Regions from separate parts of the Homo sapiens genome. Here region 2 is linked to region 1. Evidence: read pairs that join two places in POLR2A ChIA-PET (ENCODE). Cell type or tissue: A673. All regions are shown on one strand. Each heading gives the region's core, and the rest is flanking DNA. Links, peaks and the distances in the headings are about the cores only.

What was found. Peaks named below come from ENCODE experiments on the same cell type or tissue, not always from the same donor. Only the 100,000 strongest peaks of a DNase experiment are listed, where the experiment ranks them.
Region 2: POLR2A ChIA-PET joins it to region 1 with 21 read pairs; 3 of 35 experiments call an interaction of 5 or more read pairs at or near these places.

The regions. Positions count from the first base shown.
Region 1 is chr19:39,131,911-39,141,245 of GRCh38, forward strand. All of the region lies in intron 1 of PAK4 (p21 (RAC1) activated kinase 4), which reads left to right. It overlaps PAK4-AS1 (PAK4 antisense RNA 1), which reads right to left and starts at 4,653. Exons shown (of 2, transcript XR_007067254.1): 1 at 4,512-4,653; 2 at 2,277-3,294. RefSeq lists enhancers at 1-576, 577-1,157, 3,231-3,976, 7,127-7,716. In A673, for the core only: no CTCF peak of the experiment used is centred there; no DNase peak of the experiment used is centred there.
Region 2 is chr19:39,275,457-39,284,791 of GRCh38, forward strand. No RefSeq gene overlaps it. Among named protein-coding and RNA genes, the nearest start is that of IFNL2, 12 kb to the left of the region's middle. In A673, for the core only: no CTCF peak of the experiment used is centred there; no DNase peak of the experiment used is centred there.

The DNA.
Region 1 (9,335 bases), core at 2,967-7,966:
TGTGGGAGGGCGGAAGATCATGTGTGTGCGTCGTGCTTAGCCCGATGCTCAGCACTCAGTAAGTGCTTGGTAAATGTTGAACTTGGTGCGTTCGATGGTTTCCGTCCCTTGCACCCTGTCCCCCTCTGGGTTCTCATCCCGTAGTGAGCTGTAATAACCCCAGCCCCCCGCCCGGGGTCCCAGCTCCACGTGCCAGGCACGCGTGTGCTGTGAGTCTATGAGCATGGTCATGTGGCTGTACCCAGAGACCCTGAGGAGGAGGTGTTTTTAACCTCGTTTCTCTTTTCCCGTGTTTCAATTTTCAGAAAGCACGTTTTTCCTCCATGTGCATGCATTACCTATTCCCCTAAATAATCACTGAAAAACTGCACACAGCACAAAAGGATGTACAGGGACGAGCAAATCTCTTTCCCACCCGCCTGCCAGGCCCTTCCCAGAGATAGCATCATCACCCCCGGTTTCTTTTCTTTCTTTCTTGAAATATTTGTTCCCCCAAGTGCCCGCCCCTCCCTTTTGTTTTTACTCAAATGGAGCGGACTTCCCATGTTTATATTCTGTCCTGTGCTTTGCGTTTCCCACTCCGAAGCTCGCTGTCAGGACACAGAGTGCCGCCTCGTGTCCCACGCACACGCGTGCCCCCACGGACAGCACAGCCATTCTGTGCTGATGGCCATCAGGCCATTCCCATCTTTCCGTGCTGTGAACAGGGCTGCGCCCGCCTGAGTGTGGCTGTGCATATGTCTCTAGGTGTGAGTCTGAGCTTGTGGCCTCGTGGTCTGAGACAGGTGCCCCGTTAACTTTGCCGGTAGTGTTAGTGTTTCACCCTGCTGGGGAGGTTGTCTGGCTCACACTCCCACCCCCCAGTGTCTGATGACACCGGGGTTTCCTCACTCCCTTGCTGGAATAGACGGGTGTCACCTGACATTCTCACCTTTGCCAGTCAGATAGGTGACAAACAGTCTCATCATGGTTCTGATTTTAATCAGAGCAAAGTGGGACAGCTTTGTGTTGTTGAAAGCCATCTTGAGCTTCCTTTTCTTGGAGCTGTCTATTCCTGATAATTTTACTTTCTCTGAGAAGGGGAAACTGAGGCACAGGCCAGCAGTCCCACAGCAAATACGTGGCAGATGTGGCACTCAAACCTTGGCTCCGTTCTGGAGCTCCTAACCCATCTGACACAGAAGAGGTCAAGGGCTTGGCCTCCGGAGCCAGCTTTGTCTCTTACTAGCAGTGTGACCCCAGACAAGTCACATCACCTCTCTGTGCCCGGGTGTCCTCATCTGTAAAATGAGGGTGCTAATGATATCTACTCTTAGAGTTGTTTTGAGGATCTAAATGTATATTCGGCAGGCAAAATGTATAGTAAGTGCTCAAAGACTGTTAGCTGCGTTACTAATAGCCGTATTATTAATATTATAGCTATGTCACCAATAGCCATGTTATTAATATGAGCAGGCACTGTTTGAGTGCTTTCTGTGAACTAACCTACTGGACCCTCCCATCAACTCCAAGACACACGTGTTCTTAGGATCTCCCTTTTCTAGGGAGGAGACTGAGAGCCTGGGGGACCTGGCCCCGTCACAGAGCAAGAGGAACTGGGATTTGGATGCTGGAGGCCTGGCTGGTAATCGCTGTGGCCGCTTCCCCTGCTACCCGGGGCTAAGCCTGAGGGTTACAAAGCTCTCCCTCCTGCTTCCCCCACCCACCTTCTGCTGTCTGCATTCCAGGCAGGCTGCCCAGGAGCTTTCGAGCAGACACCTTGAGGGTTGGGAGCACCGGGTGGGCAGGGTCCTCACCTAGAGAGCTCCCCGTCCCAGACCCTCCCTGCTCCTGCCACCTGTCCTGGGAACTCCTGATAAAGCAGCATTGTGCAGCGGTTTTGAGTTCACTTCCCAGCCCGGTTTTGCCACTCCCACACTTCACTCCCAGAGGCGGAAGGCGGCCGGTCTTCCTGGGCTGCGTGGGGTGCCAGCCCCCCTCCCCTTCCCTTCCCTCCCTCACTGCGCCCACAGTCACCGGTCAGCACTGGCCATGGGGAGAAAGTAGGACCCTGCGGGCCACTGGCCCCTCCACAGACCCGTCCCCAGGTGAAGACCCCTCCCTGCCCTCCCCACAGGAGGCCCCTGTCCTTCTCTCCCGAGGAACCCTCCTTCCCTGCCGCCCACAGGGGCCTCCATAGTTCTGTCGTCCCTTCCCCGCAAATCTTCCACTGCAGCCTGGGCCCACGTTATTTGACTCTCAAATGCTATATATATACACAGCGCTTCTAACTCCACTGCTTTTAAAAAACCTTTAATAATTGTCAATTATAATATGCCCATAGAAAAGTGCATAAAATGCACAGGTAAGTTTAGCAAAGAATTACAAAGTGAACAACGCTTCCCCACCACCTCGGTAAAGACAGAACACAACCTCCCAAAAGCCGCCTGCCCATAACCCCTGTCCATCACGACCACAGTCGTGAGTGCTCTCCTGACCTTGGTGGTCACTGTGTCCTTGCTTTTCCTGATAGTTTTTACCATGAGGTATGCATCCTTGAATTACAGAATGTCATCTTGCCTGCTTTTGAACTTGACATAAATGGAATCTTCCAGTATGTCCTTGTCTGTGCTTTCTTTCGCCCTTAGGCCTGTGAGATCCATCTGTGTGCTGAGTGTATCTGTAGTCATTCATCTTTGTTGCTGTATAATATTCTTTTTTTTTCTTTGACACAGAGTCTCGCTCTGTCACCCAGGCTGGAGTGCAGTGGTGCAATCTTGGCTCACTGCAGCCTCTGCCTCCTGGGTTCAAGCGATTCACCTGCCTCAGCCTCCCGAGTAACTGGGATTACAGGCATACACCGCTATGCCTGGCTAATTTTTTTTTTTAATTTTTAGTAGAGAGGGGGTTTCACCACGTTGGCCAGGCGAGTCTTGAACTCTTGACCTCAGGTGATCCACCCACCTCAGCTTCCCAAAGTGCCGGCATTACAGGCGTGAGCCACTGTGCCCAGCCCCATATAATATTCTGTTCCTCCATCTCCTGCTGCGCTGATGCGAGCCATCTCTTTGTAGCATCTCCTGGGGTGCCGGTGCCTGCGTTTCTTCAGGGAATATACCCAGGAGTGCGTAGCCCAGGGCAGAGGGTGGGGTAGCTTCAGATTTAGTGGGCGCTGCCACACAGCCTCCCAAGGTGGTCAAATCTGTGTATCCTCCTAGCGGTGGTGACTGAGGATCTTAGTTGCTCCACCTCCTCACCAACATTTGGTACCGTCAGACTTTTTGGTTGACCTTGGAACATTTTTATTCTTTTTTCCTGCAAAAGTAACACCACTGGTTATCATCGGGCTGAGCCCCTCATGTTATTTTGTCCTCCCCTTGCTCCTGTCCATTCCGACTCTCACCCATTCTGTGGACAGGAGTCAAGTGCTTATTCTTTTTTTTTTTTTTTTTTTTTTTTTTTTTGAGATGGAGCCTTGCTCTGTCACCAGGGCTGGAGTGCAGCAGCGCGATCTCAGCTCACTGCAACCTCCGCTTCCCAGATCCAAGCCATTCTCCTCCCTCACCCCCTCAAGTAGCTGGGATTACAGGCATGTGCCACCACGCACGGCTAATTTTGTATTTTTAGTAGAGACAGGGTTTTACCATGTTGGCCAGGCAGGTCTCAAACTCCTGACTTCAAGGGATCCACCTGCCTCAGCCTCCCAAGGTGCTGGGATTACAGACGTGAGCCACTGCGCCCTGCCCAAGCGTGTATTCTTTGACCAGCTTTGCGCTGGGGCCCAGCGACTGAAGGGTGAACCCAAACAACAGGCAGCCCTCCCCGAGCTCAGTCCAGTGGGAACACAGACCTCGACTGCAGAGCAACAGAAAGATAAGCCGGGCTGGAGGCTCCCGGCCCCCATCTTCCCACAGTGACCCCATTTTGGGAACAGGAACCCCCATCCCTCGTCTTGTTTCGGGATTAGGCTTCTCCAAATCTGGCACCCTATCACCTTGACTCCTCTCTTGCCCCCCCGCCACATCCAAAGTGTCTGGAAAGCCTGTCACTCTACATGACAATGTAACCTGGTGCTGCGGGCTCCTCTTCCTTGTCACTCCCCTTCCTCGTCATCCCCCTTCTTCGTCACCCCCCTTCCTCGCCACCCCCTTCCTGGTCACACCTCTTCCTCGTCACCCTTCTTCCTTGTCACCCCTCTTCCTCGTCACCCCCCTTCCTCATCATCCCCCTTCCTCGTTACCCCCCTTCCTTGTTACCCTTCTTCCTCGTGGCCCCCTAGTTCAAGCCACCCTCATCTCCCTCCTGGACCATTGAGGCGTGCTCCCTGCTCCCTTCTCCCCCACTGTCCCCACAGTTGTCCGCACACAGCCAGAGGTAGCCGTGCACACCTGGTCAGGGCAGGAACCCTCCCCTGGCTCCACCTCTCCCAGCAGAGAAGCTTGCAAGGTCCCAGGCAACCTGGCCACTTTCCTGCCTGCCCTGCTTCCCTCTTCTCCTGCCACCATTCCTGGAACATTCCAGGCAGGTCCTACCCCGGGGCCTTTGTTCTTGCTGCCCCCTGGGCAGGCAGCACCCTCCTTCCTTCTGTTCAGTCAGCCTCTGCTGACAGTGGCCCCCTTGGGGAGATGTTTCTTCCCGACCATGGGTCCCCAGGAGCAGCCCCTGTCACCCTCCCTCTAGCACCTTCCCCCGGTAACCCTCATGATGGTTACTTCCATTATGACATGTGGGTCTGTTGGTTTATTTTGTCTCCCGGCATAACGTAGCCTCAGGGCATGGGGGTAGGGGTAGAACCACAGGGCCTTGCCCTGCCCCTTGCTATGTTCTCAGGGATTGGAGTGTGGTAGTCTCTCAGTAAATGCTGGTTGACTGACTGACTGACTGACTGACTGAACTGTAGTAAGCTGGGCTGCCAGAGCGTCTAATGGGGACCCGCCCTGGGTGGGGCACACCGGGAAGGTTTTCCTGAGGAGGAAATGCCACTTGAAGGATGAACTTGGCCTCGACTAAGGGAGGAGGCTGAGGCAGCTGCCATTGCAGAGGTCTCCCGGCGGGGGAGTGCAGGGGGCCTTTGAGGAATTGAAGGAAGACAGGTAGGTCGGTTCTTGGGTTGGTCTGGATTCCAGTCTTGACAGCTGCTTGGGCCTCTCTCTGCCTCAGTGTCTTCCTCTCTAGAAGGTGGCTGCTTCAGGTGTTCCTGGACATTCCTGAAGTTCTGCTCCTAACACACTTATCCTGGTGCCTGATACATAAATATAAATGTGATTGTTTATTTTTTTCCAACAAATTTGGTGGAGTGCTGACCCGTGTGGCCTCCAGGGATGCGGTGGTGGATAAACAGACCCGGTTGCCGCCCATTTGGAGCCTGGCCTCTGGAGCCATCTGGGGCACCCCTGCTTGGAGGCAGGAGAAGGCCTGGTGTGACCTTGGGCCCGGGGAGTCCTTATTCTAGATCCGGGAAGCTCTTCAGGGTGATGAATAGGAAAGACGAATGGAGGGTTTGTGCGTGCCGGCCCTGTGTCCCGGCCAGTGCTCCCAAGCTGCTGCCTGGGCCTCCCTGAAATCCCAGGAGGTAGCTGCACCCGTGTGACCCATTTCACAGATTGGGAGGTGAGGGGGGCACCAATGCTAAGTCCTTCGCCCATTTTGCAAACTAGAGTAGATCTGGTGGTGTTTCCTCTGTGGTCTGATGTGTTTTTCTGGTAGCCAGTCAGGTGGGGCAGCTTTCAATTTGTTCTTCCAGACTCCTGTGAAGGAAGGGCCAGTTCAGGTCACTTTCCTTTTTTTTTTTTTTTGAGACAGAGTCTCACTCTGTCACCCAGGCTGGAGTGCAGTGGCACGATCTTGGCTCACTACAACCTCCGCCTGCCGGGTTCAAGCGATTCTCCTGCCTCAGCCTCCGGAGTAGCTGGGACTACAGTCGTGCGCCACCATGCCTGGCTAATTTTTTGTGTTTTTAATAGAGATGAGGCTTTGCCGTGTTAGCCAGGATGGTCTCGATCTCCTGACCTTGTGATCCGCCCACCTTGGCCTCCCAAAGTGCTGGGATTACAGGCGGGAGCCACTGTGCCTAGTGTCTTAGCCATTCCTGAGGTTTTTTTTTTTTTTTTGAGACAGGGTCTTGCTCTGTCACCCAAGCTGGAGTGCAGTGGTTCAAGATTGGCTCACTGCAGCCTCCACCTCCTGGGTTCAAGCAATTCTCTTTCCTCAGCCTCAGTAGCTGGGACTGCAGGTACACGCCACCACCCTGGGCTAATGGGCTAATTTTTTTTATTTTTAGTAGAGGTGGGGTTTCACTATGTTGGCCATCCTGTTCTCAAACTTTTTTTTGTTGTTGTATTTTTATAGAGATGGGATTTCACCATGTTGCCCAGGCTAGTCTCAAACTCCTGAGCTCAAGCCAGCTGCCCGCCTCAGCCTTCCAAAGTGCTGGGATTACAGGCATGAGCCACTGTAATGGGCATCCAGCCCATTCTTGACTTTTTGTAATTCCCTTTAAATATTAGACAAGCATGTTGTCAGTGTATGTACGTGTGCTCGTGCGCACACACCTGACACTGAGTCTCCCAATCCATGAACGTGGTATGTCTCTCCATTTGTTTATGTCTTCTCGTTCATACTTTTCCAGCCGACGCCTTGCCCACCTCTTGTGGGGTTTTTCCCAGGGTAGTTCATGATGTGGCAGGGAGTCTGTGCCCTCCACTCCCACAAGATGCCGTGCACCCTGGGTTTAGCCTTGCTGGCTGAGGACCTCATGGCGGTGGCAGGAGGCCACTTCTCCCATTCTCTGCTTCTTCCCTGGTACCGCCCCTGGACCCTGGCGGAGGGCGGGCAGGGTGCCCAGAAAGGAGGCTGTAATTTTCCTGAATGATTTCAAGGGCTAATTAAAGGTTTGCCTTGACTAATCAGCTTACGGTTTAATTATTAGGGAACAGGCTCTGGGATGCGGGAAGCAGCTCAGCTGGGGTCTCCCCACAGCGTGGCAGGAAGGAGCCAGGACCCAGCCCTACTCTGGGGGGCTGGCAGGATATGGGGATACCCCAGCACCCTCCAGTGGGTCAGTGGGGGGTTCTCCATCCCCCACTGAGCTGTGACAGGTGGAGGGCAGCAGGTGTGATGGAGATTACAGCCGATTCCTCCCCTGATTCACATCATCCCCCACAGCCCATGGCTGGCTGGGGAGGGGCTGGCCCTGTCCCTCCAGCAGCTTTGGCAGGGCCCGTCCCTCCCCACTTTCCTGCAGCACCCCAGCCTCGCTGGCCTTTGTGGAGTGCTCGGACTTCATTTATTCTGTGGGTCTTGGCTTAAAGGTCAGCACCTCTGGGAAGCCTCCTCGGGCCTCCCTCCTGTCAGAGCTGGTGATCAGCCGCACGGCCCCTTGCCAGTTCTTGGGATCATGGTTGTTCATCTGCTGCAACTCCTGCAGACACTGAGAAGTACACTGAGGGGGATGCCTGAGCTGGGCCAGTGTCGGGGTACCCAGCGGGATAAAGGGTTCGGGACCTGGGCTCCAAGGAGGGGGCTGGGAAGGGGTGTTCAGGGAGGACTGAGTGATGGCTTGGAGGCGGCTGGACCAGGAACACCTCATGGGAGTTTGCGAATGGGGAGGGGACTCTGGAGATGGCTGTGCCAGGCCTGACTTCATTCCTTGCATTCCTCAGCAGGCCCCAGACTCCTGATGGTCCTAAGTGGGGGAAGGTGAGCCAGAGAGGGCCTTCTGGGTACTGCCCTCCCCCCACTCCATCAGTCTGTCTCAGTCTCTCTTTACACCCTCCCCCATCCAGGTCTCAGGGCTGGATCCATCCTCCTGCCCACTCCCCAATCTCCTTATCCTTTGGCTGCGCCTTAGGGTCACCCGGGGTGGGAGGCACTGCAGGGGCCCAAGCTGGACCATTTGAAGCTGACTGTACAGCTGTGGGGTCTGGGCCTTGGGGTTTTTTAATGCTCCCCTGGCGACTCTGACATGCTTCTGAGCTGGAGTGAGGGCTGCTGGCCTGCAGGAATGGCAACAAATGTGTTTTAGCTTTTGGCATGTTCTGGGTGCTTTTCTAGGCTTCTGACATGGAGGGGTTAAGTCACGGCACGCTACGGGGACATGTGACTGTGATTCCTGTGTTCCAGATAAGGCAACTGAGGCCCAGAGAAGGCCTCGAGCTTGGCGATGGCAGTCTCTGTCACTGTCTTATCTTCCCATTTCTGGTCTGTCCAGATGTCTGTCTGGGCCTTCTCTGTTTCACCTCTGTCTCTCTCCCTGTTTTTCTGCCTCTTATCTCCCTTCCCCACCCCACCCTCCTGCATTTCAGCTTCCCTCCTCCCCTGGCAGAAACTTCCCAGATTTCTGTGTTTTGAGGCAGGATCTGGCTGAAGCCACAGAGGGGAGATGGGTTCTGCAGGCCCAGGACATCCTTCTGAGGGGAAGGATGCTGATGTCACCACGCTGGCCTCCCTAACAGCTCCTGACACGTGGAGTCTGGGGCTGGGGGCAACACACCATCTGACTGACAGTCCAAGGGTGGCTAGGGCTGGCTCTGCAAGTTTGCAGGGAGGACTGTCCCCACGGGTTGACTCTGACATGCCCTGTGACACCAGCCACCTCTACGGTCCCGGGAGTCCTCTACTGCCAGTTAATGTTTCAGCTTTTGTGGGTAGGACTGCCTGTCGGTCAGTAGTTTAATTGCAACAAAGGTTTGTGCTAGAAAGGCGAATATTACATTGCAAGAGCCTTTATTATTTGATGGGACTAGGGGGGACTGATAGCTGATGGTCCCGTATGTCCCCACTCACTGAGGGATGAGGGCTCCCCTTGCCTCCTCTCCCCCTACCCCTCTCCAGCGAAGGGCTCAGGAGTCCAGCTCCACCTGCAGCCTCTCCCTGCTCCGGCACAGCATCCTCTGACCTTGGGCGAGGCCCTGAGCCTCAGATGTTTTTGAGTTCCCACATCTGGAGCAGGAGGATAATGATTCCTGCTGCCTCCCAGGGTTGCTGGGAGGATGAAGTGAGTCTGCTGTGTGATGCTCAGAACAGGGCCACTGTCATTATGCCATTCTGGTTACTAGTACTCTTATTACCATTACACTTATTAGAGAGGCAGGATCCGTGCTTGGATTTAGTAGTTAGGATTCACAGGGTGAGTGATCCATAATTCTTTGCCATTACGATGAGGTCACATTTCCTTTGGTAAAATGTTGAACACCTTTGTATTATGGAAATGTTCACACATACCCAGAAGAATAGTCTCGCGCCCTCCTGGGGTCCCTGTCAGCAGCTCAGCAGGTAGCAGCTGTGGCCAGGCCTTGTCGCCTGTGCCTGCTCCTCACCTCCCTGCTTATTTCAGAGCAAATCCCAAACGTCGTACA
Region 2 (9,335 bases), core at 1,468-6,467, 140 kb after region 1:
TGTCATCCTAGCTACTCAGGAGGCTGAAGCGTGGAGGCTCGCTTGAGCCCAGGAGATAAGGCTGCAGTGAGCCATGATCATGCCACTACACTCCAGCCTTGGCAACAGAACAAGACCCTGTCTCAGAAAAAGAAAGAAAGGAACAGCAATGAGGCCAGTGTGATGGAGCTGCGAGGGGGAGGGTCCAGACCTCCAAGAGCTTTGTAAGGGAAGGCAGGGGTTGGATATTTTTTTCTAAGCAGAATGGGAGCCACAAGATGGTTTTGAATAGAGCGGGGATGTAATCTCTGACTGTAGGTGGGAAAGAGGGTGTGGGAGTGAGGGGTGACCAGGAGGAAGCTGCTGTGATCATCCAGGCAGGAGGTGACAGTAGACAGGTAGATGAGATGTATGGGGAGGGTGAGAAGTGCGTGAATTTGGAAACGCTTTGAAAATACAGCCAGTGGAACTTACTGATGAATTGAAAATGATGTGGTATTGTGTATGTGTGTGTGCACATGTGCATGCAGGCGTGAGAGAGAGAGAAGGATGGCCTGATGGTTACAATGAAGCCTCAATTTCATCAGTGGAAAAGGAGAACAATACTCACTGCCGAGGCTTGTTGTGGGGAATCTATATAATTGTGGGTGTAAAGCACTTAGCACATTTCATGAAATATAGTCACTGTCATCATTATTCATTACGAGATGTGTTCTAAGGTAAGCAGGTCTGTGCAAACCTACCCCCAAAGGCCAAGGGAGAAAGAGCCTGACAAATCCAGTTTCTTTTTTTTTCTTCTTCTTCTTCTTTTTTGAGACAGAATCTCCTGTTGCCCAGGCTGGAGTGCAGAGGTGCGATCTCAGCTCACTCTGCCTCCTGGGTTCAAGCAATTCTCCTGCCTCAGCCTCCCGAGTAGCTAGGATTACAGGCGCCCACCATGACGCCCGGCTAATTTTTGTATTTTTAGTAGAGATAGGGTTTTACCATGTTGGCCAATCTGGTCTCAAACTCCTGATCTCAGGTTATCCGCCCACCTTGGCTTCCCTGAGTGCCAGGATTAGAGGCGTCAGCCACCACGCCCGGCCGACAAATCCAATTTCTTAGAAGGAAACGTTTAAGAGGAATTCACAAACCGAAGCCATGTCTCAGGAGGCCCTAGGAAGACAGAGGGGATCCCCCACACAGTTATCCCACAAATGTAGGGCTTATACACTATAGGAAATTTGCCTCAAGGCAGGATTTATGGTAAGTATGTGTTTATGATAACATAAAGGTTATTTTGACCTAAGGGCAGGATTTTTGGTAAGTACATGAAAATAGAAATCTTAGAGGCATTCCCAGAACTGGAGTTAATCAGAAGTCAACATGGGCCTGAATCTCAGCACTTTGAGAGGCCGAGAATGGAGGATCGCTTGACCCCACAAGTACAAGACCAGTCTGGGCAACATAGTGAGACCCCGTCTCTACAAAAAAATTTAAAAATTAGCTGGGTGTGGTGGTGAAGGCCTGTAGTCCCAGCTACTCAGGAGGCTGAGGTGGGAGGATTGCTGGACCCTGGGAGGTCAAGATGCAGTGAGCCATGATCGTGCCACTGCACTGCAACCTGGGCAACAGAGCAAGACTCTGTCGCAAAACAAACAAATAAAAAAGAAGTCAAGATGGCAGATTAGCATCCAAGATGGAGTTACTTTAATCTCCCCTGGGTGTGTTTGTCATTGTTGTTGTTGTTTAAGACACAGTCTTGCTCTGTTGTCCAGGCTGGAGTGCAGTGGCATGATCTCAGCTCACTGCAACCTCCACCTCCTGGGTTCAAGCAATCTCCTACCTCAGCCTCCCGAGTAGCTGGGATTACAGGCACGTGCCACCATGCCCAGTTAATGTTTGTATTTTTGGTAAAGACAGGGTTTCACCACGTTGGCCAGGCTGGTCTCGAACTCCTGGGCTCAAATGATCCACCTGCCTCGGCCTCTCAAAGTGCTAGGATTGCAGCACCCAGCCCACTGGGTGTGTTTGAGACAAGTCAACCAAACCCATCGTGTTTCTTCTGGCAGCTCCCGCAAAACTGTACATGTGCCCCCTAAGATTCCAAGAAAGACCTCCACCATGCCCCAATTGCTTCAAAAACATCTGCCCCCAACTCGTTTGTGCTTTCACCACTGCTAGGAAATAGGGGTGACTCAGGGCGATTTCCTCTCCTTTCACCACTCTATGGGTTCTGAGGGTTTTCCGTCAGGGATCTCTTTCTAGAAGAATTCCAAGCTCTCTGCTCTAGCCTCCTTTCTGTTTCTCTTTCGAATTCAGTCTGTCCTCTGTCATCTCCTGACCACTGCGTATCTGAGCTTCCCCAGCCCTGCCCTGGCGGCACATTCCAATTTCAGGAGGTGTGTTTGCTTTTCTTTCTTCAGCTGGGATTAGCCAATCCAGTGGTTCATGGCCCTTGCTTGCTTCATAATCACCTAGGGAACTCAAAAGATGTCTGGCCTGCAATCCCAGAGATGTGATTGGTTTTAATCATTACATTCTATCAGTGATTCCTAAACTTTAAAGCGCATCGGAATCAGCTAGAGTCTTGCTAAACCGTAGAACCAACCTCATTGGCACCACCTTGGCAGAGTGTTAGAAATACTGAATCTCAGGCCCTAGCCCAGACCCACTAAATCAGAAATGTGCAGGTTAGGCTGGCACAGTGGCTCACACCTGTAATCCCAGAACTTTGGGAGGTGGGGTCAGGGAGATTGCTTAAGCCCAGGAGTTTGAGACCAACCTGGGCAACACGGTAAAGCCCCATCTCAATAAATAAATAAATAAACCATGTGTGGTCGAGTGCACCTGTGATCCTAGTTACTTGGGAGGCTGAGGCAGGAGGATCACCTGAGCCCAGGGAGGTCTAGTCTGCAGCAAGCAGTGATTGTGCTACTGCACTCCACCCTGGGTGACATAGTGAAAACCAGTCTCAAAAAAAAAAAAAAAAAAAAAACAGAAAAAAGAAAAGAAGTGTGCACTTTAACAATATTTCCAGGTAACTCTACACATGTGAAAGTTGAAGAAGCACTGGGCTCAACCCCTGACTGCTGTGCAGCTGGGGGTAGACCAGGTGGAGTGGGCCTGCCAGCTTGCCTTGCAGAACCTCAGATCCCACAGCCAGATCCCAACCCCACTGTAACCTCCATTTCCTACACAGCCTTCTCTGAACGCTCCTCCCACCTCTGCCTATGGAGCATCATAATAATAATAAATAATATTTTAATAACAAAATGGCAAAAGTTTATTTGGTGCATCTCCTATGCAAGGAATTAAATGAATTAAGTTAATTCATTTAATCCTTACTACCACCTTAGGATGTAGGTCTTACAATTAGTCCCACTTTACAGATGAGGACCCAGAGCATCAAGATGCATCCGGCCAGGCGCGGTGGCTCACGCCTGTAATCCCAGCACTTTGGGAGGCCATGGCGGGCAGATCACAAGATCAGGAGTTTGAGACCAGCCTGGCCAATATGGTGAAACCCCGTCTCTACTAAAAATACAAAAATTAGCCAGGCATGGTGGTGTGCATCTGTAGTCCCAGCTACTCGGAAGACTGAGGCAGAAGAATTGCTTAAACCTGGGAGGTGGAGGTTGCAGTGAGCCGAGATGGTGCCACTGCACTCCAGCCTGGGTGACAGAGTGAGGCTCTATCTCAAAAAAAAAAAAAAAAAAAAGAAGAAGAAGATGCATCCAGCCGGGCTCGGTGGCTCACAGGCAACATAGCCAGACCCTGTCTCTACAAAGGTAATAATACTAATAATAATAATCATAGGCAGGCACACCTGTAGTCCCAACTACTTGAGTGGCTGAGGCAGGAGAATCACTTGAGCCCAGGAAATGGAGGCTGCAGTGAGCTGTCATCACACCACTGCACTCCAGCCTGTGCAATAGAGCAAGACCCTATCTCAGAAAAATAAATAAAATATTATAGACTTACAAGAAGTTGCAAAAATACCACAGAAGCGTTTCCCATATCCCTCACCCAGCTTTTCCTAATAGTAACATCTTGCATAACTATAGTAATTCTCAAAACTAGGAACCTGACATTGTCACAATACTATTCACTCAACTACAGACTTTACCGGGATTTCACCAGTTTTTGCATGCACTCATTTCTTTCTGCATGTCTTTGTGTATAATTCAGTGACAGTTTATCACAGGTATAAATCCCATAATCAAAATACAGAATTGCTTCCTTACTACAAAGAAATGTACAAGTCACACCTTTACAGTCACATCCTCCCTCTCCTTCTCTTACCCTTGACAACCACTAATCTGTTCTCCAGCTTTGTAATTTTGTCATTTCAAGGATGTTATATAAATGGAATCACATAGCATGTCACTTTTTTTTTTTTTTTTGAGACAGAGTCTTGCTCTGTTGCCCAGGCTGGAGTGCCGTGGTGCAATCTCGGCTCACTGCAACCTCCACCTCCTGGGTTCAAGCGATTCTCCTCCCTCAGCCTCTCGAGTAGCTGGGGTTACAGGCACGTGCCACCACACCCGGCTAATTTTTTGTATTTTTAGAAGAGATGGGGTTTCACCATGTTGGCCAGGCTGGTCTCGAACTACTGACCTCGTGATCTGCCTGCCTAGGCCTCCCAAAGTGTTGGGATTACAGGTGTGAGCCACCACGCCCGGCCAGAATGTCACTTTTTGAGACCGACTTTTTTCCCCACTCAGTAAAACATGCTTAAAATCCATCCAGGTTGTGTGTATCAATAGTTGAATCCTATTAATTGCTGAAAGTAATTGTGGTTTTTGCATTGTTGAAATTTGTCATTTGATATTGGAATACATTCTTAAATAAATGTGGTTATGTTATACATCATTTTAATGTCCATTTCTTGCTTTATGTTTTTTTGCTCATGACATTACTTGCTGTTGATTTTATGTTTACTTTAGACTATGGAAATTATATTAGGCAGAAAGCAAATTCAGGCAATTTTCTTATTTGGGTTCAAAACGGGTTGTTAAGCAGCGGAGACAAATCGCAATATCAACAACACATTTGGCACGGGAACTGCTAATGAACGTACAGTGCAGTGGTGGTTCAAGAACTTTTGAAAAGGAGAAGTTTTGCCTTGAAGATGAGGAGCATAGTGGCCGCCGTAGGAAATTGACAACAACCAACTGAGAACAGTCATCGAAGCTGATTCTCTTACAACTACACAAGAAGTTGCCGAAGAACTCAACGTCGACCATGGACCATTCTATGGTTGTTCGGCATTTGAAGCAAATCGGAAAGGTGAAAAAGCTCCATAATGGCCAGGCGCAGTGGCTCACACCTGTAATCCCAGAACTTTGGGAGGCCGAGGCAGGCGGATCACCTGAGGTCAGGAGTCCGAGACCAGCCTAGCCAACACGGCAAAACCCTGTCTCTACTAAAAATACAAAAATTAGCTGGGTGTGGTGGTGGGTGCCTGTAATCCCAGCTACTCAGGAGGCCGAGGCAGGAGAATTGCTTGAACCTAGGAGGCGTAGGTTGCAGTGAACCGAGATCGCGCCGCTGCACTCCAGCCTGGGAGACAGGGCAAGACTCTGTCACAAAAAGAAAAAAAAAAAAAAACTCGGTAAGTAGGTGTCTCATGAGCTGAGCGAAAATTTTAAAAATCGTCATTTTGAAGTGTCATCTCTTATTCTATGCAACAGCAACGAACCATTTCTTAATCAGATTGTGACGTGAAATGAAAAGTGGATTTTATACAACAACCGGCAACGACCCGCTCAGTGGCTGGACTGAGAAGAAGTTCCAAAGCCCTTCCCAAAGCCAAACTTGCACCAAAGAAAGGTCATGGTCACTGTTTGGTGGTCTGCTGCCCGTCTGATCCACTACAGCGTTCGGAATCCTGACGAAACCATTACATCTGAGAAGTAGCCTCAGCAAATCCATGAAATGCACCAAAAACTGCAATGCCTGAAGCTGGCATCGGTCAACAGAACGGACCCAGTTCTCCACGACAACGCCTGACTGCATGTCACACAACCAATGCTTCAAAAGTTGAATGATTGGGCTATGAAGTTTTGCCTCATCCACCACATTCACTTGACCTCTCGCCAACCAACTACCACTTCTTCAAGCATCTCGACAACTTTTTGCAGAAAAAAATGCTTCCACAATCAGTAGGATGCAGAAAATGTTTCCCAAGAACTCGTCGAATCCCAAAGCACAATTTTTACGGTACAGGAATAAACAAACTTATTTCTCATTGGCAAAAATGTGTTGATTGTAATGTATCATATTCTGACTTATAATAAAGATGGGTTTGAGCCTAGTTATAATAGTTTTTAAAATTCACTGTCCAAAACTGCAATTACTTTTGTACCAACCTAATAATATTCTCTTGCATGGACGTGCCACACTAACCATTCACCTGTTGGAGGACATATGAGTTGTTTCCAGTTTGGGACTATCACAAATAAAGCTGCTATGAATATTTGTATCAGCTTTTTGTTTGGACATACATATTGATGTCTCTAGGATAAATGAGCAGGAGTGTGGTTGCTGAGTCATGTGGTAAGCACACACTTAAATTTTTAAGAAAGTGCCACTGTTTTCCAGAATGGCTGTATCATTTTACATTTTCACCAGTGGTGTGTGGAAGACTGGGTTTCTTCACGTCCTCAGCAGCATTTGGTCCTATTGGTATTACTGTTACTCATTCTAATAGGGGTGTACTGGTATCTCATCTTGGTTTTAATTCACATTTCTCTAATGGCTAGTGATATTGACATATTTTCATGTGTTTGTTTACTATCTGTGTATCCTCTTTGACTGTCTGTTCATGTCTTTTGCCCATTTCTATTGGATTTTTTCTTGTTTTTATGGATGAGTTTTGAGAATAATATATATTTTTTTCTAGCTACTATTCCTTGTTGAATACATGATTTGTAAATATTGTCTTCCAGCCAGTGTCTTGTTTTCTCATCCTTTAACAGGGCCTTTTGCAGAACAAAAGTTATTAATTTTAATAAAGTCCAATTGATCCTTTTTTTGTTTTAGAGACAGGATCTTGATAAAGCAATCCTACCACCTCAAGTTTCCAAGTAGCTAGGACTACAGGCATGTGCCACCATGCCCAGCTAATTTTTTTATTTTTGTAGAAACAGTCTCACTGGCTGGGCATGGTGGCTCACGCCTGTAATCCCAGAACTTTGGGAGGCAGAGGCAGGTAGATCATGAGGTCAGAAGATCAAGACCATCCTGGCCAACATGGTGAAACCCCGTCTCTAATAAAACACAAAAAATTAGCTGGGTGTGGTGGCACACGCCTGTAGTTCCAGCTACTCGGAAAGCTGAGGCAGGGGACTTGCCTGAACCTGGGAGGCAGAGGTTGCGGTGAGCCAAGATTGTACCACTGCACTCCAGCCTGATGACAGAGTGAGACTCCATCTCAAAAAAAAGAAACAGTCTCACTATGTTGCCCATGCTCGTCTTGAACTCCTGGACTCAAGCAATCCTCCCACCTTGTCCTTCCAAAGCGCTGGGATTACAGGCATGAGCTGCCTCACCTAGCCCCTTTTTGTTTTTTAAAGAATCATGCTGGTTGGGAGCGGTGGTTCATGCCTGTAATTCCAGCAATTTGGGAGGCTGAGGTGGGCAGATCACCTGACTCAGGAGTTTGAGACCAGCCTGGCCAACATGATGAAACCCTGCCTCTGCTAAAAATACAAAAATTAGCTGGGTGTGGTGGTATGTGGCTGTAATCCCAGCTGCTCAGAAGGCTGAGGCACAAGAGAATCGCTTGAACCCGGGAGGTTGCAGTGAGCCGAGATGGCGCCACTGCACTCTAGCCTGGGTGACAGAGTGAAACTCCATCTCAAAAAAACAAAACAAAAACAAAACAAAAAAAAAAATCATGCTTTTGGTATCAAGTCTAGGAACTCTTTGCCTAACCCTAAGTTATAAAGATTTTCTTCTATGTTCTGTTTTTAAAGTTTACAGTTTTACATTTTACATTAAGATCTATGATATATCCTGAGTTAATTTTCTTTTTTCTTTCTTTTTTATTTTTTTTGAGCAGATTGTCACTCTGTTGCCCAGGTTGGAATGAAGTGGCGTGATCTTGGCTCACTGCAACCTCGGCCTCCCAGATTCAAGTGATTCTCGTGCTTCAGCCTCCCAAGTAACTGGGACTATAGACCTCTGCCACCATGCCAGGATAATTTTTGTGTTTTTATTACAGATGGGGTTTTACCATGTTTGCCAGGCTGGTCTCAAACTCCTGACCTCAGGTGATCCACCTGCCTTGGCCTCCCAAAGTACTGGGATTACAGGCATGAGCCACTATGCCAGGTCCTGAGTTAATTTTTATATAAGGGGTGAGGTTTAGGCTGACATTCGTACTTTTCACTCTTGATGTCTCATTGCCCATTTGTTGAAAAGACTATCTTTTCTATATTGAGTTCTTTTGTACCTTGATCAAAATTCATTTGGGTATACTTATGTGGTTCTGTTTCTGGGTTCTCTTCTGTTTCATTGACCTATGTGTCTGTGCTTCCACTAATATCATACTGTCTTGATTATCATGGTCATATAATAATCTCAAAACCAGCAAGTGTGACTCCTCCTACCTTCTTCCTTTTAAATATTGTTTCAGCTATTCTAGTTCCTTTGCCTTTCTATATACATTTTAAGATAAGCTTGTCTATACAGACCAAAAAAAACTTGGAATTTTTATGGGAACTGCATTGAATTATAGATTACTTTGAAGAGAATTGACATCTTTACTATGTTGAGCATTCCAATCCATGAACATGGTATATCTGTCCCTTAATTTAGATAGGTTTTGATGTCTTTCATCCGGGTTTTACAGTTTTCAGCATACAAATCCTATTCATGTTTTGTTGGATTTATACCTAAGTATTTTTCAGTAATTGTAAGTGGAATTGTATTTTTAATTTTAGTTTCCAAATATTTATTGCTGGTATAAATAAATATAATTGATTTTCTGTGTTCATGTTGTATCTTGTGGCTTTGATCAACTCACTTATTAGTTCTAGGAGTTCTTGTAGTTTCCTGGGGCTTTATACATAATCATGCCATCTACAAATAAGGAGAGTTTTATTTCTTCCCTTCCAATCTCTGTGTATTTTATTTTATTTTTGCCTTATTGCACTGCCTAGGACTTCTGACACTATGTTAAATAAGAGTGATGAGACATCACACCCATTAGGATGGCTACAACAAAAACAGAAAATAACAAATGCTGACAAGGACATGGAGAAATTGGAACCCTTGTACACTGTTGGTGAGATGTAAAATGATACAGCCATTATGGAAAACAGTATGGCAGTTCCCCAAAAAATTAAAAATAGGATTACCATATGATC